Linked DNA regions of Homo sapiens: region 2 is linked to region 1. Evidence: chromatin contacts called from ENCODE Hi-C data. All regions are on one chromosome and are shown on one strand. Each heading gives the region's core, a stretch centred on a gene start or an enhancer-like site at or near the end of the contact. The rest is flanking DNA. Distances are from core to core; before and after follow the strand shown. Region 1 holds the start of ZC3HC1 (zinc finger C3HC-type containing 1). Region 2 holds the start of SMKR1 (small lysine rich protein 1).

Evidence for each region. Hi-C counts contacts between places; a loop is a spot of excess contacts on that map. Pooled maps may share reads with other maps.
Region 2: a map of CD4-positive, alpha-beta T cell shows a loop between it and region 1 (2.3-fold over the local background). The contact joins the promoter of SMKR1 here to the promoter of ZC3HC1 in region 1. A Hi-C loop is called at or near these places in 1 of 168 maps with a recorded cell type or tissue (CD4-positive, alpha-beta T cell), 1 of 37 single-sample maps with no recorded cell type and 7 of 50 pooled maps.

The regions. Positions count from the first base shown.
Region 1 is chr7:130,048,593-130,054,236 of GRCh38, forward strand. ZC3HC1 (zinc finger C3HC-type containing 1) reads right to left here and starts at 2,782. Exons shown (of 10, transcript NM_016478.5): 1 at 2,629-2,782; 2 at 441-552. The coding sequence starts at 2,774. RefSeq lists enhancers at 2,116-2,908, 2,536-2,845, 2,906-3,095.
Region 2 is chr7:129,499,751-129,505,041 of GRCh38, forward strand. SMKR1 (small lysine rich protein 1) reads left to right here and starts at 2,781. Exons shown (of 2, transcript NM_001195243.2): 1 at 2,781-3,077. The coding sequence starts at 3,075. RefSeq lists silencers at 2,480-2,529, 2,590-2,929.

The DNA.
Region 1 (5,644 bases), core at 1,532-4,031:
GTGTAGTCTCTAATAATCTAAAAAACATTAGATTATAATCCTGGATCTGCCATTTGCTAACAGGTTCATCTTGGGCAAGTCATATAACCTGCCCCAAACTGTTTCCTCTTCTGTAAAACAAGTATAATAATAATGCTTATTTTCATAGGTTTAAGGTCAAGATCGAATGTGATAATATATACAAAAACATACTATATACAAGTATTAGTTATTATTTCTTCTTTTCTCAGGCTCTTAGTTTTTTCTTCTGTAAAAAGAAAAGGTTAGATAACCTCAACTGTCCCTCTGAGTGATAACATATTAGGATGCTGACTTTCCTATATAATTTCTTACCAAGGTTTTATTCTTAAGTTTAAAGCATCACAGTAAGTGGTGTAATACCTTGGAGGAATTCTAGAAGCAGGCAGAAAGTGCAATTCACATGAACTAAAAAAGGATATAGAAAATGTTTCCACTCTGCTAAAGAAGGCTTCTTTGCTTGTAGATTCCAATGAAGGTTGTTCCGCTTGGGGTGATCCATTAACTGACTGGGATGTGGCAGACGTGTCCTTCCTAATATAAAGTGGCAAAACTGTTGGTAAACCTTTCACAGTACCCTCTGCTTAAATGTTATCTAGCTTCTCTACACATCGTATCATAAATCACACCAACGCTGGATTTTAAGCTTCCTAAAAATCATTTTACTCATGTCATTCCTCAGCTTATTATTTTCAATGGTTTTATAATACTTACTAAATAAAATCCAAATTTTTCAGTCTGGCATTCAAAACTCTTTACAGTTTACCCATATCTAAACTTCAATTTCTACCTCTACAGGGCTCCACTAATCCTAGCAAACTATTCTCCTCACTCACTCACTGTTCTCCACAAGTATTTGGCATAACTTTAGTAGACAGAAAATAAGACTCAAGACTTCAAGTATGCATTATACAATTTGAATCTCTTCAGAAATTCGACTTTTTTTTTTTTTGAGATGGAGTCTCGCTCTGTTGCCCAGGCTGGAGTGCAACGGTGCGATCTCGGCTCACTGCAACCTCCACCTCCCAGGTTCAAGCAATTCTCCTGCCTCGGCCTCCCCAGTAGCTGGGATTACAGGCGCGTACCACCAGGCGTGGGCCCGGCTAATTTTTTGTATCTTTAGGACAGACGGGGTTTCACCATGTTGGTCAGGCTGGTCTGTAACTCCTGACTTTGTGATTGGCCCACCTCAGCCTCCCAAAGTGCTGGGATTACAGGCGTGAGCCACAGCGCCTGGCAGAAATTCGACTCTTAACAGCAGAAAAAACAATTTTGATATTTCTACCTGGAGGGACCTTTCATACCCACTCCTTCCAAAAAAAAAAGAACCAATTAGAAAATTCGAATCAAAGATCTTCGGGAGATTTCATGAAAAAAAAATCAGGGAGAAAAAAACTCAGCAAAGCAATTCTCTCATTTTCAGTGGAAGGCATTTCAACAGTGCCTGGGGAATTGCTGAAAGACAAGCATTTATTTATTTATTTAGAGACGGAGTCTCACTCTGTCACTCAGGCTGGAGTGCAGTGACGCGATCTCGGCTCACTGCAACCTCCGCCTCCCAGGTTCAACCAATTCTCCTGCCTCAGCCTCCCGAGTAGCTGGGACTACAGGCGCGGGCCACCACGCCCGGCTAATTTTTTGTATTTTTAGTAGAGATGGGGTTTCACCGTGTTAGCCAGGATGGTCTTGATCTCCTGACCTCGTGATCTGCCCGCTTCAGCCTCCTCAAAGTGCTGGGATTATAGGCGTGAGCCACCGCGCCCGGCGACAGGCATTATTTTAATAAAAATAGGATTACATCAACGATTATAGCTCAAAAGAAATAAACTTACTCTAAGACTCTCAGAGATTCATAGAGAGCCTCAAGCGGGTGTGGTTCTAGGCCAAAAAAAATTCACAGCATCCATAAACTTGGATGGGTAAAAATGACATTTATTTCTCTCTAAATGACAAGATTTAGCATTTTCTTCAATTATGAATGAAGGTAAAAACACCATAGTAGTATTAGCAGTACCTGCTAATTTGTCACCAATGGAAATAATGTTCCCACATTATGGTGGTTGCATGTCTTCAAATACCTTTGTGCTCATCACTACTTCAAAATTATGGTTGACAACACATACTACTAGATATTATGGACTCTTTAATAAAAAGCATTGTTACTGCGTAACTTTTTCCTTTTACCATCTTGATAACTACATTCCAATCTAACTGGTTTCCTTTATAATCCTATGTAATTTACTTTAAGCATTTAAAAATATTCTGAGAGTTAATAAGCTTCTCCAGAGAGCCAAAGGGGTCCACGGCACAAAAAAAGGTTAAGAATCCCCAATTAAGAGAAGTCAAGTGAACTCATTCAGTTAACGGTCCTCTTTACTTCCAAAAATAATGTCCGATGACAAAATTTCGGCTGCGGTTGGGAATCTGGTACACCCCGAGGGGAAGATCAAAGCCGATCAAACATAGTAACCAGAGTTTCTTTCAGATTCTAAGAAGCCATCCCCACTGCCCGAGTCGCCGACCGAGGGGAACCTCCCCCAACCCGCCACCCCTTCCCCAAGCCTTCTTCAATCTTCCAACGCCGGACCCAGGGTTAACTCGTGAACTCACGCGTCCACGCCTCCCTCTTCCGGGGCAATCCCCTCATCTATCAGCTGCCGGATTTTCTGGGGGGTCCCTTCTGGGGAGCGAACTACTGCACCCCAATTCTTTTCAACCCCTACGGCAAACGCTTGTCCCTCACAGGGCGCCGCCATCTTGGTCCGCTGCCGAGTTGCTTCCCCGAGAGTTTGAAGGCTCCGGAACTTCCGTCCTGGGAGGTTAATATCCGCCTCTTGAGGCAGCCTGGCTGGGAAAGTCTAACCGCGGGGCCCACGCCTTTTCTCATCATTTTAGAACCTTAGAGCGAGCTTAAGGAGGGCTGTACTGTTTAGGACAATCTTGATTAATCGTTTCCTTTATCAACTAGCATATTTAGGTTGATAAGAGATTTTTAGAACGCTGTCAGTCCAAATTCAGCAGGGATGAGGGGCTCAACTTAATTTTCAAGTAATATTAACTAATACGGCCGGGCGCCGTGGCTCATGCCTGTAATCCCAGCGGTTTGGGAGGCCGAGGTGGGCGGATCGCCTGAGGTCAGGAGTTCGAGACCAGCCTGGCCAACATGGTGAAACCCCATCTCTACCAAAAATACAAAAATTAGCTGGACTTGCTGGCGGGCGCCTGTAATCCCAGCTACTAGGGAGGCTGAGGTAGGAGAATCGCTTGAACCCGGGAGGCGGAGGTTGCAGTGAGCCGAGATTGCGCCACTGCACTCCAGCCTGGGCGACAAGAGCAAAACTCCGACTCAAAAAAAATAAAAATAAAAATAAATTAACTCATACGACCCTCCTAAGTTGCACCTTTCTACAAGCGAGGAAATGGTGACCCTCATTGGAGAGCAAATAATTTAGAATCCTTGTTGGAAACCGTGTTATGGATGGATTTAGAAGTCTGTGGCATTTGACACTATTGATACTCCTTCCTTAGTCCAACAAATATTTATTGAAAACGTCCTATTTATTTTTTTTGAGATGGAGTTTCGCTCTTGTTGCTCAGGCTGCAGTGCAATGGCGCGATCTCGGCTCACTGCAACCTCTGCCTCCCGGGTTCAAGCGATTCTCCTACGTCAGCCTTCCGAGCAGCTGGGATTACAGGCATTCGCCAACACGCCCAGCAATTTTTTTTTTTTTTTTTTGTATTTTTAGTAGGGACGGGATTTCACCATGTTGGTCAGGCTAGCCTTGAACTCCTGACCTCAGGTGATCCGCCCGCCTCGGCCTCCCAAAGTGTTGGGATTACAGGCATGAGCCACCGCGCCCGGCCGAAAGCATCCTATTGATAGTCTCTAGGCACTAGCAATGACAGTCGTGAGCAAAGAAGCTGTAGATCTTGGTGGAGTTAGATGTCAAATTTTCCTATAGTTTTAAAATTATGATTACAAGTGCTCCAAGGATGTACCAAGGTTATAATAGGAGAATCTAATTTAGTTTGCACATTCTCCTGAGAAAAATCAGGTACTGGAGCTGAGACGGATGAGATTGAAGGGAAGAAATCTGTACAGAATCTTCCAACACCCCAGGTTGGAAGACTGATGTGACTAAACAATGGGCAAAGAGGAAAGTGGGATCACCTCCTACCCTTCCAGCACCCTACCTGTGGGCTCCTAACTCTATCAGTGTTCCCAGCAGCAGGACCTGCAACCTATTGATCCAATTACCTTTCTGCTCTTCCTAACTCCACCACCACCCTTGTTTCTTCTTTTCTTAGCCAGCTTAAATTCATTACTAATTGTTATCATCATCCCTTTGCAAAATTTGAACATGGGTTGAGACTTAGTTAATATGAAGGAAACATTGTTGATTTCACTATATGTAATAATGGCATTGTAGTTATGGTTCTTAAAAGCCCTTCTTTATTAGAAATGCATCTTGAAGTGTTTATAGGTGAATTGATATGATGTTTGGAATTTGCTTTGAAGTTATCCAGGAAAACATGTGGAGGAATAGATGAAAAAATATTGCAAAATTTTAAACTGTCGGACTTGGATGATAGAATTGTGGGATTCATTATATTATTCTTTCTGCTATTAAGTATGTTTGACAATATCATAATAAAAAGCAAAATAAATAAGCTAAAAAATACATGTTCTTGAATACCCTTTGAATTTCCTTGAACCTCTCTTGCTTAATAGTACTTACTTGACAAAACCTCAATCACAGTTGAAGTAAGTTCTCTATTATTGCTTCTGTACCCATACAACTAAATATGGCTAAAGAGAAATGACAAACTTGTCTCTTTATATTCTTGACTTCAAGTGGGACCTTAATTCTGCCCAGTAATTATACTACCTTTATCTAGTCCACTTCTCATCCCACTTTTCATAGATGACTTATTTTTATTTTTTATTTTTTTAAATTTATTTTTTATTTTTATTTTGATTTTTTTGCAGACGGAGTCTCCCTCTGCTGCCTGCTGGAGTGCAGTGGCACAATCTCGGCTCATTGCAACCTCTGCCTCCTGGGTTCAAGCGATTCTCCTTCCTCAGCCTCCTGAGTAGCTAGGATTACAGGCACCTGCCACCATGCTTGGCTAATTTGTCATATTTTTAGTAGAGACGGGGTTTTACCATGTTGGCCAGGCTGGTCTTGAATTCCTGACCTCAGGTGATCCGCCCACCTTGGCCTCCCAAAGTGCTGGGATTACAGGCGTGAGCCACCATGCCTGGCCACCTGGCTAATTTTTATATTTTTAGTAGAGACAGGGTTTCACCACATTCACCAGGCTGGTCTCGAACTCCTGACCTCAAGTGATCTGCCCACCTCGTCCTCCCAAAGTGTTAGGATTACAGGTGTGAGCCACTGCACCCACCTTCATAGATGACTATTATATACCTCTCTCCTCAAACACCTTCAATACTTCCACTTATCCATCCTCCCTTTCTGCTAATGACACACTCCTAGGAAAATACTGACTGTACAGTTAGCCATGGTAACAACCAGCAATCAGAGCCAGTTTTAAGTTCAATTGACCCATGATTACTCATCACAGTGAATGTGTTTTTGTAAACCCAATGAATGACAACTTC
Region 2 (5,291 bases), core at 1,531-4,030, 550 kb before region 1:
GGCCTCTCAAAGTGCTGGGATCACAGACATGAGTCACCGCGCCTGGCCGAGTCCTACTCTTAGAAGGGCCATAGGCTCGGGGTTTAGTGCTCTGAGTTTCACAGTGTGAAAATTTCTTAGTAATTTTACCTTTGAATTTTTGTTTTGTCAATGAAATCTGACGGGAAAATGGAGGCTGCTGGGGGAAGGGGGTTGGTGCCTTAGCTGCTGCTGAGTCTCACCTCTTGTCACCCCCCACTACCCCCAATCCCCACCTTCACCCTACCCAACCCCCAACCCCATCTAGGGCAGGGCATGGCAATACCCCCGTACATTCAGAGTGAGACACGCGAGCATCCTGTCCACCACAGTCATGACACCAAGCACATCCTGGCACAGAGGGTGCAATCCCTCGAGGGCCACCCATCTGCTATGGGACGATAGCTAGGAAGGGGAGTGTTCCCGTACCCAAGGAAACACATTAAACAGTAAACAAAAACAGCATAACAGGTTGATAGAGACCACAGAGAAAAGGAAAGCTTTCTAATTTAGTACCTTTAGTGGCACTTTTCCCTGCTTCTTCCTGTTTTCATTTTGCACTAAGCCATGCAAATAATGCAGCCAGCCCTGCACCTGTGTAGCTACTGCCACAATCAGGATAGAGAGTATTTCCATCACTCAGGAATTTTCCTCTTAGCCCACCGCAGAGTCAATCCTCCCCCACCCATGGCACACCTCGACCACTGATCTACTTTCAAGACAGCTGAGTTTTAAAACTTGTAGCAGGAGGCCAGAGCAGTGGCTCACGCCTGTAATCCCAGTGGGAGGCCGAGGCAGGCGGATCACCTGAGGTCAGGAGTTCAAGACCAGCCTGGCCCCTGTCTCTACTAAAAATACAAAAATTAGCCGGGCGTGATAGCGCATGCTTTGTAATCCCAGCTACTTGGGAGGCTGAGGCAGGAGAATTGCTTGAACCCAAGGGGCAGAGGTTGCAGTGAGCAGTGATCGTGCCATTGCACTCCAGCCTGGGCAACAGAGCAAGACTCCATCTCAAAAAAAAAAAAAAAAGAAAAGAAAAGAAAAAGAAAAGAAAAGAAAAGAAAGAAAACAAAACAACCTTGTAGCAGGGCTCTGGATCTCTGATCTGGAGCTCAGGAAAAGCAGGGCTGGAACAGATTTGGGAGTGATCCCATAGGGGTAACCTTGGGAGAGCTGAGATAACCCAGAGAAGTGTAAGCGGCTGGGGTGGGCCAGCCCCATCCAGGGATGAAGACAGGCGCAAGAAGAGAAGAAAGTGCAGGTGGAGGGCAGGAGAATTTGCCATATCCAGGGCATATGGACTCATAAGAAAAACTCACAGACATATTAAAAGTAGCTGGAAGTTGGGTTTGCTCTGTTAATGAAGGATTAGGGAAAGCATATGTAAGAGAACCTAGAACATAAACAGTCCTCTTTGGAAGCCAGTTTGTCTTTCAAGAGAAAGCAAACAAAACACCACATCCTTGCAGAGCCTTCCAGGACCCTACTCCTGCTTCTTGGTCTAGCCTCCTCCCCCTGTCCCTAATTTTGGCATAATTGACTGCTCCTTGTCATCCAGATCTGTTTTAACGTCACCTCCTCAGAGAGGCCTTCCCCAGTCACCAATCTAAAAGAGCACCCAGTGGTCACATCAATTTAATGCAATATGCCATACTGTCCCTATCACTTTTAATGTCTGCCAGGCCCTCCATTTCAGCCACGACCACCTCCCCCAAATCACCCCTTAAAAGAACAAGGACTTTGCCTCATTCAGAGCTCAATTTCCAGGGCCTGGAAGAGTGTCAGGCACGTGGCAGATGCTCAATAACTGTTGAATAAAAAGGAATGATAGGCCGGGCAGTGGCTCACGTCTGTAATCCCAGCACTTTGGGAGGCTGAGGCGGGCAGATCACCTGAGGTCAGAAGTTCGAGACCAGCGTGACCAACATGGCGAAACCCCATCTCTACTAAAAATACAAAAATTAGCCGGGCATAGTGGTACGCATCTGTAATCCCAGCTACTCAAGAGGCTGAGGCAGGAGAATGGTTTAAACTTGGGAGGCGGAGGTTGCAGTGAACCGAGATGGCGCCACTGCACTCCAACCTGGGCGACAGAGAGAGACTCGGTCTCAAAAAAAAAAAAAAGGAATGACCAGTCATAAAAAAGAATGAGTCGTACCACCCGAAGTGTAGACTTCACCTGCAGGGAGGGAGGCTGGAACTGGCAAGGTTGGAGGCAAAACTGTACCTACTGTACCTTTCTCGCCCAATCCTACCTGCACATGAACTCCCTCCCCACCCCTTTAGTCTCTCGGGCCCTTACTCTCTTTATCCGGCTCTTTTGCAAACATTTCCCATGATATTCTCCCTTCACCGTCACAGTCCTTATGCTCGTTTCCCAAAAGAGCTTCTCCGATGATCTCTCCCAGGTTGGCCGAGTGAGCGGGCCTAGCCTGCGCTCTCACCCCAGTGCCACCCCAGTGGGAGCGCCGCCCGCGCCCGCCCCCTCGCCCCGCGCCCGCCCCCTCGCCCCGCGCCCGCCCCCTCGCCCCGCGCCCGCCGCTCCGGCAGCCCAAACCCAGACGCTAAAGCGCCGAACTGGGTTTCCGGGCGCTGGAGGCCGCGGTCGGCCTCGTACTAGGTGACGGCCCATCCCGCGCGCGCAAGCCCGGAACCCCGCTCCGCTCACCCTCCGCGCGCTGCCGCTTTGCCCTGGCAACGGTAACCACGGCGAGGCCCTGCCCCACGCCCGGTGATTGTGCGCGCGGCCCCGCCCCCGAGGCGCACGCCGGCCCAGCGCCCACAGCTGCGGCGGCCTAGGTGCCGCGTGGGGCAAGCAGGTGCCTCGCGTCCAGGCGGCTCCGCGGCTGGCTGCCTCCCGAGCCGGCCGCGCTCCTCCCAGCGAGGCGTGGCGGGGAGGCGTAGTGAGGCTGGGCCCGTGGCGGTTCCCTGAGGAGGGCCGAGAAGGGGCCGGGGGTGCTAGGGGAACGGGCGCTGGGGGCAGCGGCCCCGGTGGATGCTAAGGGCTTCGGGATCGGGAGAGTCCACCACGCCTGCCTGCTCGGCTGAGAATCGCCATGGTAATCCCCGTCTCCCTAAAGTACCCGGGGCCAGGGCGCGCGCCGTGGAGCCCCAGGCTGTCCCGGAGAGGCGCGGGCGCCGAGGTCACCGCCTCTCCCTGGGGTCGACCTCAACGCGTGGCGAAAAGATGGAGGGACAAGGGGTGCCCGGCGGTCCGCGCCTGCTGGGGGCGCAGCAGCCGCGGAGTCAGGCCAGCCGTCTTTCCAGGTTTTAGGTCGTGGTCCTGTTGAGCAGCCCCCACACCCAGACGGTTGATGTGGAAAATAAAGGGAGGGTGGCACCGTGGTGTGGCACGTCAGGGCGCCAGGCCATGCCCACAGTGACGGGTCCGAGCTGTTAGCTGCCGTAGCCACCCTGGGTGCCCGCGCGGGATTCTCCACTGCTCTGCAGACTCAGGAAGCAGAGAGTGAGCCTGGTACCACCACCTTGCTGTCAACAGCATTCCTGTTCTCAGCCCTCATCCAGTCACTTACGACCTCCTTCCAACCCTCGCTGCTCTTTCCAGAAGGGCTGTGACCTTCCAGCCCCTGCCCCAAGTCCTCAGGGAGGCATCATTGTCTGCTAAACTAAGTACTGCACGCTTGAGCTGGGCGCACAGAGCCCTTGCTAAAGGGGCCTCAACCTCGAGCTTTCTCTGCCATATCTTCTCTGCTAAACAACAACAAACAAAACGAACAAAAACCCTGCATCCCACACTAAACCCGCGTTCTTCTGGAAGCCCCTTGCGCCTTCCCTGTCTTGATCCGTTTTCTTTGAGGCTTGGATCAGAAGGACCCTGCCTCCTGCTTCCCCATCGCTCCTTCAGCGCCCACAGCCCTTTGCACCTCACCTCTGGTGCTTTGCCTGTTTTTCCTTGGAAAGCCTTATTCCTCATTAGACTCTAGTGTAGAAATCATTAAGTTTCTGTGTTCTTTCCAGTTTGTTTCGTGTAAAAGGATTAAGTAAAAATTTCTTGGTTTGAGAGTCATTCCATGAGCTATTAAAGGTAAAGAGCTATTACCTTTTTTTTTTTTTTTTTTGACAGGGTCTTACTTTGTCACACAGGCTGGAGTACAGTGGTGTGATCACAGCTGACTGCAGCCTCCATCTCTGAGGCTCAAGTGATCCTCCCGCCTCAGCCTCCCAAGTAGCTCGGACCGTAGGCAGGCATCACCATGCCTGGCTAATCTCTGTATTTTTAGTAGAGACAGGGTTTCGCCATGTTGCCCAGGCTGGTCTCAAACGCCTGGGCTCAAGGGATCCGCCCGCCTTGGCCTCTCAAATTGCTGGGATTACAGGTGTGAGCCACTGTGCCCAGCCAACTGCCATTTCTTTCAGGGCCCAGGGAACTGAGGCAGAATGCTGTACATAGCCATTGAAGCAAATGCCAGTTAATTCATGCTCCTTGAATGAGGGTCAAACACATTAGTGCACAGAGCCTGCAAGCCAGAGCGGAACCTTGCCTACCTTTCCTTCCTTAGCTGCTCTCACTGGCCCCCTTGGCTGCCTGTGGGCTGGCCATGTTGGCCTTTTTTGGGTTTCCGTCTCTTTGTGCACCTTCTCTCCGGCTTCAGAGACTTTGCATAGGCTGTTGGTCTTGGAATTCCCTACTCTCGGCCCACAGGCCACGCTTAGGGAGCCCTTCCTTTGATGGCCCAGATGAGGTCAGCCCTTGCCCATCTTGTGCTATTATAATTCCATGTGTTATAGGCATTATAGGGTCTTTCTTTATTAATTTCTTTGTTTTTGTTTTTTTTTTTTTAGAGATAGGGTTTTGCTTTGTTGCCCAGGCTGGAGTGCGATGGCATCATACATAGCTCACTTTGGCCTTGAATTCCTGGGCTCAAGGGGTCCTCCCACCTCAGCAGCCTGAGTACTGGGGACTACAGGTGTGTGCCACTGAGCCCAGCTAATTTTTTAAATTTTTGTAGAGACCGGATTTTGCCATCTTTCCCAGACTGGTCTCAAACTGGGTGCAAGTGATCCACCTGCCTCGGCCTCCCAGAGTGCCGGGATTACAGGTGTGAACCACCATGCCTGGCCAATAGGGCCCTTTCTTCACAGCATGGGTCGTGAGTAAATGCATTTGTGATTAGGTGACTAGTGTCTTCCTCAGACCTCACTGGACTGTAAGCATCGTGAGATCTCCTTTGCTCCCCATCTAATACAGGGCCTGGGACACAGTAGATTTTTGTTAAATACTTGTTGAATGAATGAAGGAGGCATCTTAAAAT